2 separate regions of the Homo sapiens genome follow, and region 2 is linked to region 1. A link is a loop called in an ENCODE intact Hi-C map of the cell type or tissue named here. Cell type or tissue: B cell. All regions are shown on one strand.

Evidence for each region. Hi-C counts contacts between places; a loop is a spot of excess contacts. Peaks named below come from ENCODE experiments on the same cell type or tissue, not always from the same donor. Only the 100,000 strongest peaks of a DNase experiment are listed, where the experiment ranks them.
Region 2: a loop joins it to region 1, with 11 times the contacts of the local background. A loop is called at or near these places in 2 of 110 quality-filtered maps.

The regions. Positions count from the first base shown.
Region 1 is chr6:26,000,030-26,008,029 of GRCh38, forward strand. It overlaps LINC02980 (long intergenic non-protein coding RNA 2980), which reads left to right. Exons shown (of 3, transcript NR_186645.1): 3 at 1,221-1,746. Among named protein-coding and RNA genes, the nearest start is that of LINC02980, 11 kb to the left of the region's middle. RefSeq lists an enhancer at 1-124. In B cell, CTCF peaks have their summits at 3,275 (motif pointing left) and 3,477; a DNase peak (open chromatin) is centred at 3,272.
Region 2 is chr6:25,614,996-25,622,995 of GRCh38, forward strand. It overlaps CARMIL1 (capping protein regulator and myosin 1 linker 1), which reads left to right. Exons shown (of 37, transcript NM_017640.6): 37 at 4,452-5,535. The coding sequence ends at 4,588. Among named protein-coding and RNA genes, the nearest start is that of SCGN, 33 kb to the right of the region's middle. In B cell, no CTCF peak of the experiment used is centred here; a DNase peak (open chromatin) is centred at 3,226.

The sequences.
Region 1 (8,000 bases):
CTAAGGGAACTCAGAGGCCGGTGGGATCCTCCGTATGCTGAACACCGGTCCCCTGGACCCCTTTTTTTCTTTCTCTATACTTTGTCTCTGTGTCTCTTTCTTTTCCAAGTCTCTCATTCCACCTAACGAGAAACAACCACAGGTGTGGAGGGGCAGCCCAACCCTTCAACCTACCTATCTTATCTCTTCCATTATCTATCCACATATGTCCTCTGTATTTTTTTGAGTAACATTTATAAGCATAAGTCCTTAGGTAGCTATGCCACTTACATAATGAACTAGAAAAGGTAACCAAACAGAATAGGGTTGTACTCAGATATACCTTCTACAAGTTTGTGTTACACATATTTACACATATTTAAAAATATATACATATTATTATTGTGCTGTGTGGTTATTAGGCAAACTCAATAAGCAGTTCTTATAAAGTATACTCAATGTAACTTTTATAAACTTACCATATTTTATAGTTATTCTGTTTTTATTAGCTGCTATAAACTACCTGGGTGTCTTGCATGAGTCATTTTATTGTAATGTTTTTGTATCTGTTGAATGAGGAGTTAGAAGGCATCATCTTTAAGGAGCTTTACAGGTACATGTCCAGGGCTCAATAATTTTATTATTATTTCCTGGACAGATAAAACCTAAGCAGGTGAAGGGGAAAGAATAAAAGTGCAGGGTGGAAGTTGCTTGAATGCTAACTGGGTCAACGATCTCCCAGAAAACCCCTGTAAAAGAAACCTAAGAACCTACATCACCAGGAGACCATTGGGACCAGTTCCTCTGGAATCCCTGAGGCCAGATAATCAGCTGAAGCTTTACATTCTGTCCCTTTCTGGTCATGACTTTCTCCACAGTCTGCTTGGTGCCTCCTCCTCTGTGACTCTAAATTCTTAGGATCAACCCCTCTTGCATATGCACATCCGCAGTGCCTGTGGGATACGGTGTGGTGTGGGGAGGAAACTCTCTTCTGCCTTAATATTTTCCTGTGTGCCCCAGGCCTTGACGGAATCCTGTCTCTCCATAATGTTGCTTTTCGAGGAGACTGATTGATTGAGATGGCGTCTCACTTTGTCGCCCAGGCTGGAATGCAGTGGCGTGATCTCGGCTCACCAACCTCCACCTCCAAGGCTCGAGTGATTCTCCCACTTAAGTCTCTTGAGTAGCTGGGACTACAGGTGCATGCCACCACGCCTGACAAATTTTTTTATTTTTTGTAGAGATGAGGTTTCGCCATGTTGACCAGGCTGGTCTCAAACTCCTGGACTCAAGTGATCTGCCCACCTCGGCCTCCCAAAGTACTGGGATTACAGGCATGAGCCAATGTGCCCGTCCTGAGGAGTTTTCTTCTGGAATTCCTGCTGGGTTTTTGTAGTCAGTCCTCTCCCCATTTCCCACATTGGCTCTTGCAGACCTTCCTTTTCCCCATTTCTATTTGCTACCATGTCAGACATGACTTTTGCCATAGGATCTCTATTCTACTATAGAGGAAACCAAAGCCATCAGTAGAAATTTCACTAACATGGAATCAGATTTATAGAAGAAAGGGGGAGGAAAGTTTTGCCTTAACACCTGGAAGGGTTTCGTTTCTTTTAGTAGCTGGGAGACAGAAACATAAGAAAGTAGCTTAGTAAGCTTTCTGCTGTTCAACTGATGATGTGTGAGCTGTCAGTAGTTCAAACTAGTCATTATCTTTATGAATTAATTATGTAATAACTTAAACAATGTCATAAACCTTCAAATCAGTTTAAGTCTAAATGTGTCATATTTAATAACAAGAGCAAGAAACATACGTTATGATGAAGAGCTCTTATATTTTCTTTGGATAAAAGTCAGTAGGCGGGGCGCGGTGGCTCATGCCTGTGATCCTAGCACTTTGGGAGGCTGAGGTGGGCAGATCATGAGGTCAGGAGATCGAGACCATCCCGGCTAACACGGTGAAACCCTGTCTCTACTAAAAATACAAAAAATTAGCTGGGCGTGGTGGCGGGCGCCTGTGGTCCCAGCTACTCGGGAGGTTGAGGCAGGAGAATGGCGTGAATCCGGGAGGCGGAGGTTGCAGTGAGCCGAGATTGTGCCACTGCATTCCAGCCTGGGCGACAGAGCAAGACTCCGTCTCAGAAAAAGAAAAAAAAAAAAAGTCAGTAAAATTTAAGAGAAAAATGCATTTGCTTTGGGACTTTTAATATTTAGTCTACAAATCTAGCCACCATAGAAATCTGCTGATTAAATACGGGTTCTGTTAAAATGGAAACATGCATTTTGGGGGAAAAAAGAGGGAGTGTTTTAGTGATTTTGTTTTTTACACTTGTTTATAATAAAATTTTAAGCAATCTTGAGGGGAACATTTTATTTCTACTTGTAACTGCATAAAGTTATGAGATAAAGTTACAAGCTATATCACATACAGTTTGTAGCTTTATAAATTATGAAATTCTAACAGAATAAATATGCTAATATGATGAAAATGTCATAAATTACATTAGAATATATTTTAATAAACCAATTCAGAAGGAGCCAATACCCAATTTCAAAATCATATTAATTGTAAAATTAATTAGGGCAGCCAAAATATTCTGGAATTCTTTCTAATAAAACAAATGAGTGTAAATACAGTCGTACTGACAAATCTGAAGAATTATGCAGCATAAAAAGTGATTATCCCAGCACTTTGGGAGGCCAAGGTGGGCAGATCATGAGGTCAGGAGTTGGAGACCAGCCTGACCAACATGGTGAAACCCCGTCTTTACTAAAAATACAAAAATTAGCCGGGCTTGGTGGTGCACACCTGTAATCCCAGCTGCTCAGGAGGCTAAGGCAGGAGAACTGCTTGAATCCAGGAGGTGGAAGTTGCAGTAAGCCAAGATCACGCCACTGCACTCCAGCCTGGGCGACAGAGTGTGACTCTGACTCAAAAAAAAAATAAATAAATAAAAATAAAAGTTTTAAAAAAGTGATTATTATGAACACAGAGTAATCTAGTAAAAATGGTTAAGTGAAAACAGCAAAATACAAAATTGAATATGTACTATAACAATATATGCAAAATATACTCAGATTTATAAAAATTAGAATGTAGAAAAGTAAATATAGCTCTTCATAATTTTGTTCTGAAGTTTAAAAATATATATATTTTTGAATGGATAACTTTCTTTTTCTAAATGCTTACAGTAGAGCCCACGATGGTTGTTAAAAGCCCCCAGGTTCAGCCTTCTTTAATTGTGTGGTCAGCCTGCCATCAACCCGAGGCCTCCCTCTGCTGGGCAAATTTGGGAACACATTGAGAAATCCTTACACGTAATTCCTTCTCTTCATGTTCCTGGTGAGCATTTTTCCCATTGGGTTTCCATACTCTGCCCTCTTGAAGTCCTGCACCCTGACATTGCAGTGTCATTCCTCTTCTACTGAAGTCTACAACTATTAGCTTATTGTCTCTAGCAAGTCTCCCTTTAGCTACAAATATCATTCAGAGTTTTACCTTTCAGAAACTTTCTCCATGAGCATTCTGGAGTAGACTCTAGGTGCACTAGGTGCAGTTAGAAAAAGTTCTGATTTGTTGGTGGAGCTATAGGAGGAGAGACAATGGTGGGCTGGAGAAGGGTGTCTACATGCAGAGAAACTGACTGGAAACTCAGAGAGATGATGGGGATTAAAATAATCCTATTGAATCTGCACAAAAGTGTTTTATTATAATTGATCCTGAACTATGTAAAGGTAAGCTCCAGTGAGTAGTTACAGTCTGTCCCTAAGATGGACTCTTTCTTTTTGCTTTTATTTTTATTGTATTTATTTTATTGTATTTTTTTTTTCTAAAGACAGGGTCTTGCTATGTTACCCAGGGTGGTCTCAAGTGGTCCTCCTGGCATCAAATGATCCTCCCACCTCAGCCTCCCAAAGCGCTAGGATTACAGGTGTGAGCTACCACACCCAAATGATTCTTTCTTTTCAAATACAGAGTTCAGCAGCAATTTTAAAGAAGTACTGAACTCTACTGCCTGGAAGATGGAATGGCCCTCACAATTCTTCCAGGCAAGCTCTGCACTCAGTGGTATGGACCACAAGGCAAGCCCATTAAGGGGTTAAATTACTGACAAACAATAATTTCTAAATATGAACATTTCAGGAGGAACTAAGATGGCTCCTTCTTGGAGAATAAGTTGGCCGGCTTCTCTAGTTATCAGACTATCAGATGGGGAGGAAAGAGCCCCTCTGTCCCGGTGAGACAGGACCCGCCAGCGCCCAAGCTCTAAGGCTTTCTGATGAGCAAATGGGGTTTCCATCTTTCTAGCTTCAGGACTCGTAACTACTCAGATTATTTCCTTCAATCTGGATATTCAAGACAAGAACAGTTCATGGTGTTGCGAAGGCCCAGATTTAAATCACATATGCAAAGATACTGACATTCAGTGGAGGGTCACTTAGATTATAGCCAGATGACTTTCCCTAAATTGATAGCTCAAATGGTAGTTGTGGATATTTTTGCTCTTAGTTACTTGCATAGTCACTTGCCAGAGGTAATAAAGTTTTAGTGTGGTTGTGGAAAATAATGGCCATATATTTAGGAACAAAATTTTAATGATGATTGAAAACTGAATTAGCTTTAACATGTGAATATGCTCAGGGGACATAGGACCACAGATCTCTGTTCCTTCCTATTGCCACTTCTTTCCTTTCCCTGGTAGCATGCTTCCATTACCCATTACTTCAAACACTGTTTCTGTGTCTCCAACTCCCTTGCATCATGGTCTTTTCATTATTCAGACACAGACACAGCTCGATTATGGGTAAACTTTTTTCTGTGGCTACAGAAGAGTTGAGCATGGCTGAAGCATCGTTGAGCATGACTGAAGAAAAACACCTAACCTTGAATTTTTTGATCAATATAAATTTATATCCACAGATTTTACCTGACTGATCTTCATTGCCCACCAGTCCTACAAAGTTTGCCAGATTGGTTCTGTTTCCACTTTACATACTCAGCAAATACTTATTAAGCACACACTTTGTGTTAGGCTTAAGTGTAGATATTGAAGAGGCACTGGTGAATGAGCAGAGGCTCTGCCCCCATGGGACCTGCATGCTATTTGGCAGCTCTTTCAGACATTCTCCTCTCTCAAAGCTTTGAGCCCCTCTATACCCCTATAAGCACCTACTTTCAGCTGCTCCCTCACTCCCCCCTTCATGGGGGAAATAACAGCCATCGTGGTAAAACCTCCACTGCCTGACAGAGCTATATTTACCATCTTTTCTTTAATTTTTATTTTTAATGGACACAGTTGTATATATTTATGGGGTACTATGTGATATTTTGATACATGTATAGATTGTGTAATGATCAAATCAGGAATTAGATCAGTTTTTTGTCTTTTTTTTGGTAAAAGATAATCTTTTATACTCTTTTGGTCCTGAAAAATGGAGGAGTGCCATATTAGGATTCCAACAGAAAAAGTTAAACCAAAAGAATATATGAAGGGCATATAATGAAGGGATATCTACAAAGTTGTGACAGGGCTAATGGGAAGAACAGGGGATATGAGGCAGCCCAAGATCAGCAACAGTAGTGATCCAGTGTCACCCTGTGCTGGTTATGAAGATTTAGTCTCTTCTATCTTTTCCAATACCGCTTTGCTAGCCACCTCCCCAAACCCTACCAATAGAAAGCACTGGAGGAAGACTAGAGGGCTGGAAGGATGTGAAAAGATTTCCCACTTTGTTTGTTGACATCCTCACAGAATGGGTTCTTCAACCTGGCAGTGGCAGTTGAATCCAGTAACAGCAGTTGGCTTCAGTTTGGAGATCTTCCATGCTCCTAAAATCAGCCTCATCATGCCTCTATCTACAGACATATCATCATCAGTGGTCCAGCATACACTCCTCAGAGGTCCCAGTTCTGGGGATCTCTTCAAAGAATCTTTTCCTTGTTCTCCTAAACCTGGAGGTGGTAGTTGCTTTCTGTCATTACTATCTCTGATACGTTTGTCCACTTTTCCATTTTCAGTCCTCTTATAACTAGTTAACAACCATTCCCATAAAATTCTTTGTTCAATTTCAGTGCAATTTCTAGCTCCCAGTTATACCCTGACAGACACACCTTTAAATCTGAAGAGGCAATGGGAGGGAACCTGTAACCAGAGCTAGGCCAGAGCTGGGACTGTGGAGGAAGAGCTGCCCACCAAGCAGGGGGGTGATGCAGGGAATAAGTACACTAACCTCTCTCTCCTTTGCCATCTACATTCCTGCTGGGCTGATCACTGGCCAAATCCAGCTGTTGCAAGAGGGCAGGGCTGCCCAGCTAATGCTATCTGTAGAAGCTGGGCTTCTGGGGCACAGAGCAAGTCAGAGACAGGCAGAACAGGGATGTGGGTTTGGACCAAACACTGAATAAACCAGATCAAGGATTCTTCTATCAAGACAAGTTTATATACTTGCAGCTTGATCCCATTGTTTCCCTTAGATAACTGTGCACTTGTTTTTGTCTGCCCTCTTTCCTGTGTCTACACTCTTCCTGTCTTATTCTATTTACACATAGCTCAGTCTTTTCCAATTAAAAAAAAAAAAAAAAAGCTTTCCCTCTCCCAAATCTCCATGCAGCTGCTGACTTCTCTCTTCCAAAGCCACACTGTGGGAGAGTCAGTTACACCTCCTGACCTCTGACAGGTGCAACACACTATAGTGAGGCTTCTGCCCTTGGTATTCCTCTGGCTCCATTATTTACAAGGTCACTAATGACTTCCTATTTCTAAATCCAGAGTGCCTTTTTAGTTATCTTCCTTGCCTTCTTGGCATCTCTAGATAACAATACTTGTCTCATTCTAACTTTTGTCTCTCCTTACAGCTCTTTCATTCATAATTCATTGTTATTCAGTTGGAGCCTTGATGGTGTTAGGGAGAAGCAGCATTCTGTAGTCAAAGTGTTAAGCCTCAGTTTATTAGCATGCCTATATCTTGGGGCTGGGACCGTCACAAGTGTTTATAATGATACAACTCCTCCTCCTCCTCCTTCTCCTCCTCCTCTTCCTCAAGTGTTTATAATGATACAACTCCTCCTCCTCCTTCTCCTCCTCCTCTTCCTCAAGTGTTTATAATGATACAACTCCTCCTCCTCCTCCTTCTCCTCCTCTTCCTCAAGTATTTATAATGATACAACTCCTCTTCCTCCTTCTCCTCCTCCTCAGACCTTTGCTCCTTTCCTGGCTGCACCATTTCCAATTTATTTTCATGAAGCTCTGATCCCTGTTGACTAATTTTCTTCCCTTAAGTGAGACAGAAAGCCTAGATGAGGCTGCAGTGGGAAGAATTACCTTCTCCCAGCTGGGATAAGACTCTGGCAAAATGTTTTCCCCTTGAGAGTAGGCCTTTGTTTTGAAGAAGGTTCTGGGGTGTATTTCATAATAATTCTTCTCTCCCTGCCAAAGCCACAAGAGGATCCTTCTCAGATCTTCACTGCAGGAACCTGGTGGGCTTTCTGATGCCCACAAAAGTGTGGGAGCTTCTCACTCTCATGGGCATTCACAGTTGGCCTCCAGCTTTTTGTCAGAGTTACCAATTTAAATGTTCTCAAATGTGATACTGTCTCAACTTCCAGGACATCACACACTCATGATTTTCTACTATCCTGACATTTGCAGTCTTTTTAGCAGATCTCCCTCCCTCTCCCTGCACCATGGGTATTGGTCATCTCAGGATCTGTCCCAGGCTTTCTACTCTTCATGCCCTTTGAGACAACACATGATCTGACCTGCCCTTTCAGGAAGAAATGTTCTGTCTACCTACTTGCTCCAGTTAAAAACCCTAGTGTCATCTTTGACCCTTCTCATCCCTACATCTAATCTGTTGATTCTACCTCCTAATTTTCTCTCAAACGCATCTATTTTTCTTCAATTTCAGTGCTACTCTCTTGCTCTAATTGTACATCATCTTTTTTAGAATTACTGTGACATTTTCTTGCCTCCAGTTCTGCCTCAGTCCATCCACTTCACAGCTAAATTTTGGATGTACAC
Region 2 (8,000 bases), 390 kb before region 1:
GACAGGCATTAAGAAGTAATTTTTACAGGATCTTCAATTAAAGTGATTTTATGCATAATATTTTAATTTTGTTTTGTTAGTGCCGATTCCTAGCACTTGACTGTCTTCACCTTTGAGAACTGCGTAGCAGTCTGCTTTCTGAATAGTTCCTGGTTAAAAAAATAACATTTAGCAGATCAATTCTATTAAATAATTGCTTATACTTTCTTTTAAGTCTTTTAAGAGCAGCTTTGTTTACACTAAAACAGCCTTATTTTCCTAAAGTATGTATTCATGAAACAAACAGAGGCTATTGTTCTCAAATATTGTTCTCAAAGCATGCTGCATATTTTTATCACGAATATTATGTTTTGTGTGGCTACTATATTGATTTGACAGGTAAAATGCTTAATTTCTTTTACTAGAAATATTTGTAAGCACATTTTTTTCATTTCATATTATTTCCTCTCTACATTTAATTATAAGTTGTGATGTTCTTGTAAGAGTGTATCCTATTTTCTTGAAGAAAATAGTTGATTTTGGCTTTGAATGCGTTGTAATGGCTCCTGTTTGTACAGGGCATCTAAGATTCCTTTTATATATCACTTGCCTCTTCCATAATCCAAGCTACAGCCAATAAATACTTGGCTGTGACTTGCAGTCTGTAAGCCAGTGCTCTGCTCTACTTTTTCCACCAGACTCAAGTTCTGCTTCCCCTAAGTGAGTTCTTGAAGATAAATTTAACAGTTGGCATGTTGGGCTCTTGCTAGAAAGTATAAAAAATCAGGGCCAACTACTGAATACTATTTTAAGGTCATCATAGTGTTTTTCTCCTGGAAAATATGGATGTCAGTGGAGCTTACAATGGAGAAAATACCAAATTTTCATATGGTTCTCTAATTCTGCATTTATATGCATATTTCAGAAGCTTTAAAATTATCACATATATGCAATGTCAAATCATCTTCAAGAATGACAGATATCACGTTCGAGCCTCTCTGTACCAATTATTGCCACTATAGACAGGGTCTGTATATACATGGAGTGTTTGTTTTGAATAAATTACCTGTTCATTTACTTATCTTCTATTAACTTTAGTAGTATGTAAAATAGTGATAAATATGTAAATAGACACACGCATAGAGATGCTCCAGCACTCTTAACAAATACTTGCATTGAAGAAGTGTTTGTGAAACAATTGGATTTTTTTCATCCTGTATAAAAGCAAGCATTAACTCAAGCTGCCTAAGAGGAGGTCTGTCTGAATTTGTAAAAAGTCTAAATCTTATAAATATTTTAAAAATAAATTCTAGCGAGGCACAGTGGTTCACATTTGTAATCCCAGCACTTTGGGAGGCTGAGTCTGGAGGATCACTTGAGGCCAGGAATTTGAGACCAGCCTGGGCAACAAATGAGACTCTGTCTATAGAAAAATAAAAATAAAAAATTAGCTGGGTGTGGTGAGGAGGTGCACCTGTAGTGTCTGCTACTCTGGAAGCTGAGACAGGAGGATCACTTGAGCCCAAGAGTTTGAGGCTACAGTGAGCTATGACTGCGCCACTGAATTCCAGCCTGGACAACAGAGTGAGACTCAGTATCTATAAATGAATAAATGCTTGCATGCATACATACACGCATACATACATACATACATTCTGGAGTTTTAAGTTTCAAACAGACGTAATTCTATTTAGACCATCTTTTAATAGAAGCCTGACTAAACCTACTTCAATATAGTCGTAGTCAACATCTTAATTACATGCAGTCAAATAGATGTTCCCTTAAGGGCTGGAAAACAAACGACAAAGAACGTTCGTCCTACAAAGTTGTTCACATTAGGGATCTGGACTAATAAGGGTGGAGACGAGAAGAACAAATGCTTTGACCTTCAAACTCATCACATTAATTGCATAACTTTAGGTCCTTGATCTCGCTATGCCTTAGTTTTCCTGTTCTTGAATGGTGCTTACCTACTATACTAAGAACATGTCAGCCTGGTACTAGTCTCATTATCACATGCACATTCACAATTGGTAGAGTTTAATCAATGGAGGTGAATATATTTAGAATGAATTTCTAAATAAAGTCGCCACCATAGTGAAATTCTTTGACAGCCCTCTTGAAATAATATATTATTTTTCCTCCTACAACCCCTGAGTCCTGGAGAATTTGGAAGCCTGGTGTCAGTGACTCAAAAGAATCAACATTTAGGTGGAGACTGAAGGACAACCTACTTTTTGCAAGAAGATTTCTATGTTGGATTTCTTTGAATTTTAATCATGCCTGTTGTAATGACCCTGGTCTATAGGGTTATCTCAGTTTTTTATCTGTGACATAAACATTTTTGGTTTCTTGAATTTCTCCATTTTTAGAAAGTACTCTTATGTCGTATCATACAACATGAGTTAGACCCAAGATTGCCAGGAAACAAAAATATTGGGAAGAATGAAAAGCTTGATTATCCTTTAAATCTAAGAATTAGAACAAATATATTTGCTCTGAAGACAAATGAGCAGTGTATTATATTTGTTTCTTCCCTTGAACTTGTAGTGTATTTTTGAGTAATTTAATATAGAGGAACAACCTATTTTGGTTTTAAAACGATGAAAAATATTTTCTAGCAGATACCACAAGAAATGCTGTAGTTTGAGGTTGGGTTTATTGTAAAATGTTTTCAGGATGAAGATAATATAAGTCTTCCCTACTTTCTTTTGTTCTTAGTAATTAAAGGATTCTTTGTCTATTAGTATCAAATTGGTTTTGTGATAAAGAGCAAAATATTTATTGACATTTATTCACCTTTGTTCTCTAAACCTGGCTTACTGACAGTTGTGAAAGGACCAAACAAGTGCATTTAATTTTTTTACCCAACACAAACTTAAAAATAGAAATTGCACTTCAGTTTGGGTGACAGAGCAAGACCCTGTTTCTAAAAAGAAAAAATAATAGAAATCAATGATAATATTTGTTTGTTGCTTTCTTCCCCCAGTTTGAGAATTTGCCTGAATCTGTTGGACAAAAAGAAGTCACAATTTAAGAAATTACGTACTTTTATTATCAGATTTGAAAGGTTTTTTTCCTTTCAGAGTTTTGAGTTATTTCAATTTAATGTCATTAACTAAAGATTTAAATTTTTATTGTCTAAATACCAGCATCTGGCTCTAATACCAGTATTGGCAGGAGAAGTACTCTATTAGGTTTGCATTTTGACTGTTAGGTTTAATGAGCTTTCACTTCCTGAAACACTCTTCAGTGAGTTCAACATTTTAGTAGCCAGCAAGATAAGTTTTTTTTTTTTTTAGCAGAATGCAAAAATCAAGTGATTAGAAGCATCAAATGAATCCTATAGCTTTTAAAGGATTGATGTAGTGTGTTCCTGGTTAGATCATTGGAACTTCCGAGTGATGAGGTAGCTGTACTCTTCCTTCAGGCTGGCACAAAGTGTGTGGGTTTAGTATTCTTAGCTCAAGATCTGTCTATACAATAGACAAGATGAATAGTATTTAATAATCCTTAATAGCTATGCTGGAGTACAGCATCCGAACCTTTTCCCAAGGTATCATAGCAGTGAAGCCATGTTCTAGTTGGAAAGAACATAGGCTTTGGAGAGACAGATCTAGTTTAAATCCTGGTTTCAAGTTTTACAAAACCTGCCTTACAGAAGGTAATTGTGAGGAATAGCGATAATAAAACAGAGAGTGCCTAACACATGACAGAGGCTCTGTTCCAGTAATGATTCTCCTATCGCTGCTTTATAAAGCCTCAGTGGATTCTTCATATTTATGTGTAATCAGAGCAGGCAACAATAATGGTAATTCTTTTACCTGGAGGGTGATTCCAAAATGGTTGAATGTGTCATAGGCAGTATTTAATGCTTTTTCACTAGACTTTAAAGTATTTATTTCCTAGAGGGTGAAACTGAGGTTTTCTGAGTCACAGAAAGGTCTGACAAAGATTCCTGAGGCCTTTGCTGATATCCTGTCCCACAAGCAGGAATGACAAGCCCCAAATCATCTGCAGAAGGCATCGAATGGGACATTTGTCCACCCAGCATCTCCTCAAAGCTCTGTCTGCCCTGTTCTCTGTGCTGTGTGAGGGGGCAGCTATGACTGAGGAGGTCACCTGGAGCAGAACCGCTTCAAAGCCCTCCTCCCTCCTGGCATCTCCCTCCGCTTCCCCACCATCCTTTCCTCGGGGGTCCTAACCTCAGATTCTTGCCCACATCTATGAGAGGTTCACCCTGTCATAGACTGTTTTTGTGTGTGTTTTCTCATGTTGTTTCTGCTTTGTTGGTTTGTTTTACATTTCTGTCTAGAGTCTCTAAACATAATAGCAAGTTTGTTTCTGAGAAAGTTCACCCTGGCCCCCTCCCCTCCCCCAAACCTTCAAGGCTACTGCATCTCAGCCCATTATCAGTCAGGCCACTGGTATTACTTTGTCAGTAAACTGTGCGACTTCCCTTTTTATTTCAGTTTCAAGGAGAAGCTGGGGCCAGCAGGCCCAGGAGTATCAAGAACAAAAGCAACGGTCCTCCAGTAAAGATGGCCATCAAGGCAGCAAATCTAATGACTCCGGGGAAGAAGCAGAAAAAGAGTTTATTTTTGTGTAAAGGTCACCCACGCAGAAGTCTTCCTGTGCAGGGTGCTTTGGTAGCCATCAGAGAGGAACCAAGGGCAACATCTTTTCTTCCCAGGCGTTCTTCTCTGGGTGCTTTATTCTCTTCTTTTTCTTTATTTCGCCCCCACCCCCATCCCCTGCCTTTTTTTTTTTTTTTTTTTTTTTTTTTTGTATAGAAACAGATCCATTTCTTGGTAATCAAAGCACATTTGTTTGGTCTTCCTCCAACCCTTTGCATTTGATTTCTAAACATTCCTTCATATGCCTTTAATGAAAGCCAGCAATTATCCCATGGGCCCTACTTGAATTTATCTGAGGCAGCTACAGATTGCCCTGCAAGATGAGTTTTTGGAGATAAATGAAATAACTGGACACACACTCACACAAGTAACACCACAGCAGACCTCGGAGTACTGCTAAGTGTACCTGTGTCAAATCCGCACAGGACTCAATATAGCAATTTATTCTTGATGTATGCAATTGCACATTGTAATTATATTAACAGAGCACACTAATAATTTGTATAGATTATATATATTAGATCTTGGGTATGGTTTTTACCTTCTCCCATGGGGAACTTCTTCCTTCCTGATGTGGAATTGTACATTTAAAGCTTGGTCGGTGACCTTTGCATACCATCAACGAGCACAGCTAAGAACAGAGTGAGAGAGGCCCATGGCTGATTTTACCATGTGCCCAGATTAATGTATATAGTTGATTGGAATGAGGTTTTATGAATATTCATGTTTTTGAAGGCCTTTAATTTCTGTCTGCATATTAGCTTTTAATGTGTGATTTTAAGAGAGAATACTTTGACACCTGTAAAAATCAAAATACTACTCTTTATAAGACATTTCACAAATATTCACTTACATTACAGGCTGGAAGTATTTTATTCATATGTATATTTATACCAATAAAATGATTTTACAAGTGGAATTTGGGCCTTCTCCAGTTACATTTTTAGTTTGGACTGGCTCAGGGTGGTGAACTTTGGTTTTGTTTCCAAAATCCAAAATAATCAATGTTCTCAGATAAGCAATCTGGGAACTATTACCTTCGAAATAAAGATAACGTAGTAATGCCACTGCCTGTTTTCCCCCTTGGGAAAAATGATAAAATTTACCAGAAGAATATAGAATTAGGAGTTTGATCCACCTCCCATTACCATGCATAAGGGTCATATGAAGGATGCAAGTGTGAGCAAAGAAGTATGATTTGAAGCGTTGCAAGCAGTGGTTATCTATTGGAAAGAAGAATGATAGAAGGTGGGGTCGGCATGACATGACTATTTCCCTCATCATCTTCCACTAGCCCTGTCCCCAGCTCAGGTGTCTGGCATATGCGTAAGTGCCCATAATGTAGACCAGATGGTTTGCTGCCTTTGCGTGACTTCATGAGGGCAGAAAGACAGAAGATTGCTTCCTCCAGCTGTAGCTCTGCTGTCATAAATGCTGATGGGAATAAACACCTCTTATGGCTGTCAAACTGGGAGACGCATCAGAAGACAAAAGATGGGCATGGTACCTCCATGAGCTAACAGGCTATGAGGAAACAGACCCATAACCCAACCCAAAACAATACAGTGTGATGGAACCATACTCATGACAAACAGTGATGTGGAAAGGGGGTTAGGTCTACCTGTGCTGCTCAGGAACCTCAGAGGAGGCAATGTTTGTGCAAGGCCTTGAAGTCACACCTTCATAAGTACAGGAACAGTGTCTGATTCCTAGCTGTACCCCCTGTAAATGTGTGATGTGGCCCATATTCAACCATAGAGAATAGTGGGAAGATACAGAAAGTGCTCACAGAGCAATCAAGTTCACATTCACTTAGAATGCTATGTGGTAAAAGGCACACGTGCTGCTGGTTAGGACCTCTCTCTGGGTTTCAGCATAAGAACTATCCTCAAAGAGGCAGTCGAGAGAAGCCCAGATAGTGAATAGCCTTGGTGCTTTATTATGGAGTTGGATCCTGATGCTATGCAGTAGGAGCCATTGCATTTTTTAAAGCAATAATGTAATCAGAGCTAAGATTATAAAGATAAACCCTATAGACTAAAGGCAGGCATCCAGTGAAGTGGCTGAGCAAGGATTCGTCATCATTTTCCCTCTCCTTGTAGTGGTCAAGAGGTCCACTCAGATGCTCCTTCAAGAGAACTTCAAGAGAACTTGGCTATGGAGAGCGTGTGGGGGCCGACCATGGCTAACAGCTTCCAGCTGCCACACCTTGAGACCCTCTACAGTGGTCTTGCTGTGGCTAGGCCACCCCCACTTTCCCTGCCAACCACCGAGGACGGCTGGTACACTAGAGCTGCCCAACACAGGACTCTACTGAGCAACTTTTGCTCTAGGGCCCTCCTCTGGCCTGGCCAAGGCTTTCTGAGAGCTGCGCAAAAGCTCTTCCTACCCACATCTCCTTTCTTCCTTCCCAATCTTCTTTTACAGGTGATCAACCTGAATATGATCTGAAGGCACTCCCTGCTACTGCTCCCTCCACTTTTATGCTTCACAGCCATTTCCCCCAATAAATAAATATTCTGCGGTCTAATCCCATCTGGGCACATGCTTCTTGGAGAACCTGAACTGACACACTTCTCCATATTCTGTCACCATCAATCAAGAATACATGCACTTTTGGAGGCCAAGGTGGGTGGATGAACTTTGAGGTAGGGAGTTTGAGACCAGCCTGGCCAACATGGTGAAACCCCACCTCTACTAAAAATACAAAAATTAGCCAGGCTTGGTGGTGGGTGCCTATAATCCCAGCTACTGAGGAGGCTGAGGAAGGAGACTCACTTGAACCTGAGAGGCGGAGGTTGCAGTGAGCTGAGATCACACCACTGCACGCCAGCCTGGATGACAAAGACTCCGTCTTAAAACAAAAAAGCACACACATGGAAAGGCAGCTTTACCATGTACATCTGAGCTGGTGGCTGGCAGATCTTTTCTCAAAATGTGTGGGCTTTTGTGTTTGTTTTGTGAATATATTAGAATTTGTGATATGTCCCTAAAAGAAAGATGCCCTTAAGGCAGAGGGGACTAACTGACTTCTCGAGGTCCTTTGGGATTTTGACACAACAGACACCACCTTGATTCTTGTTACCCTTGTAAAGTGTCAGTAGAAGTGAAGAGAACCATGCTTGCATCCGGGAACCCAGTGAAGCTAAGTGCTGGAGCAGCAATGGAGCCCATCAGGAGTTGTGGGTCCCAGAGAGCCCACTCGGACCAGCCAGATGGCGGTCGGGGGTGCCGCTCATGGAGCAAGGGTTGAAGCCTCCCAGAAAACCCCTAGAATACTAAACCACACATATTCCTTTTTCTGTTTGTGCCATGCACAAGGCCTAAATTAAGAATGAGAAGGATATACTAAGCAGGGGCCAAATAATCTAGGAATTGTTTGGT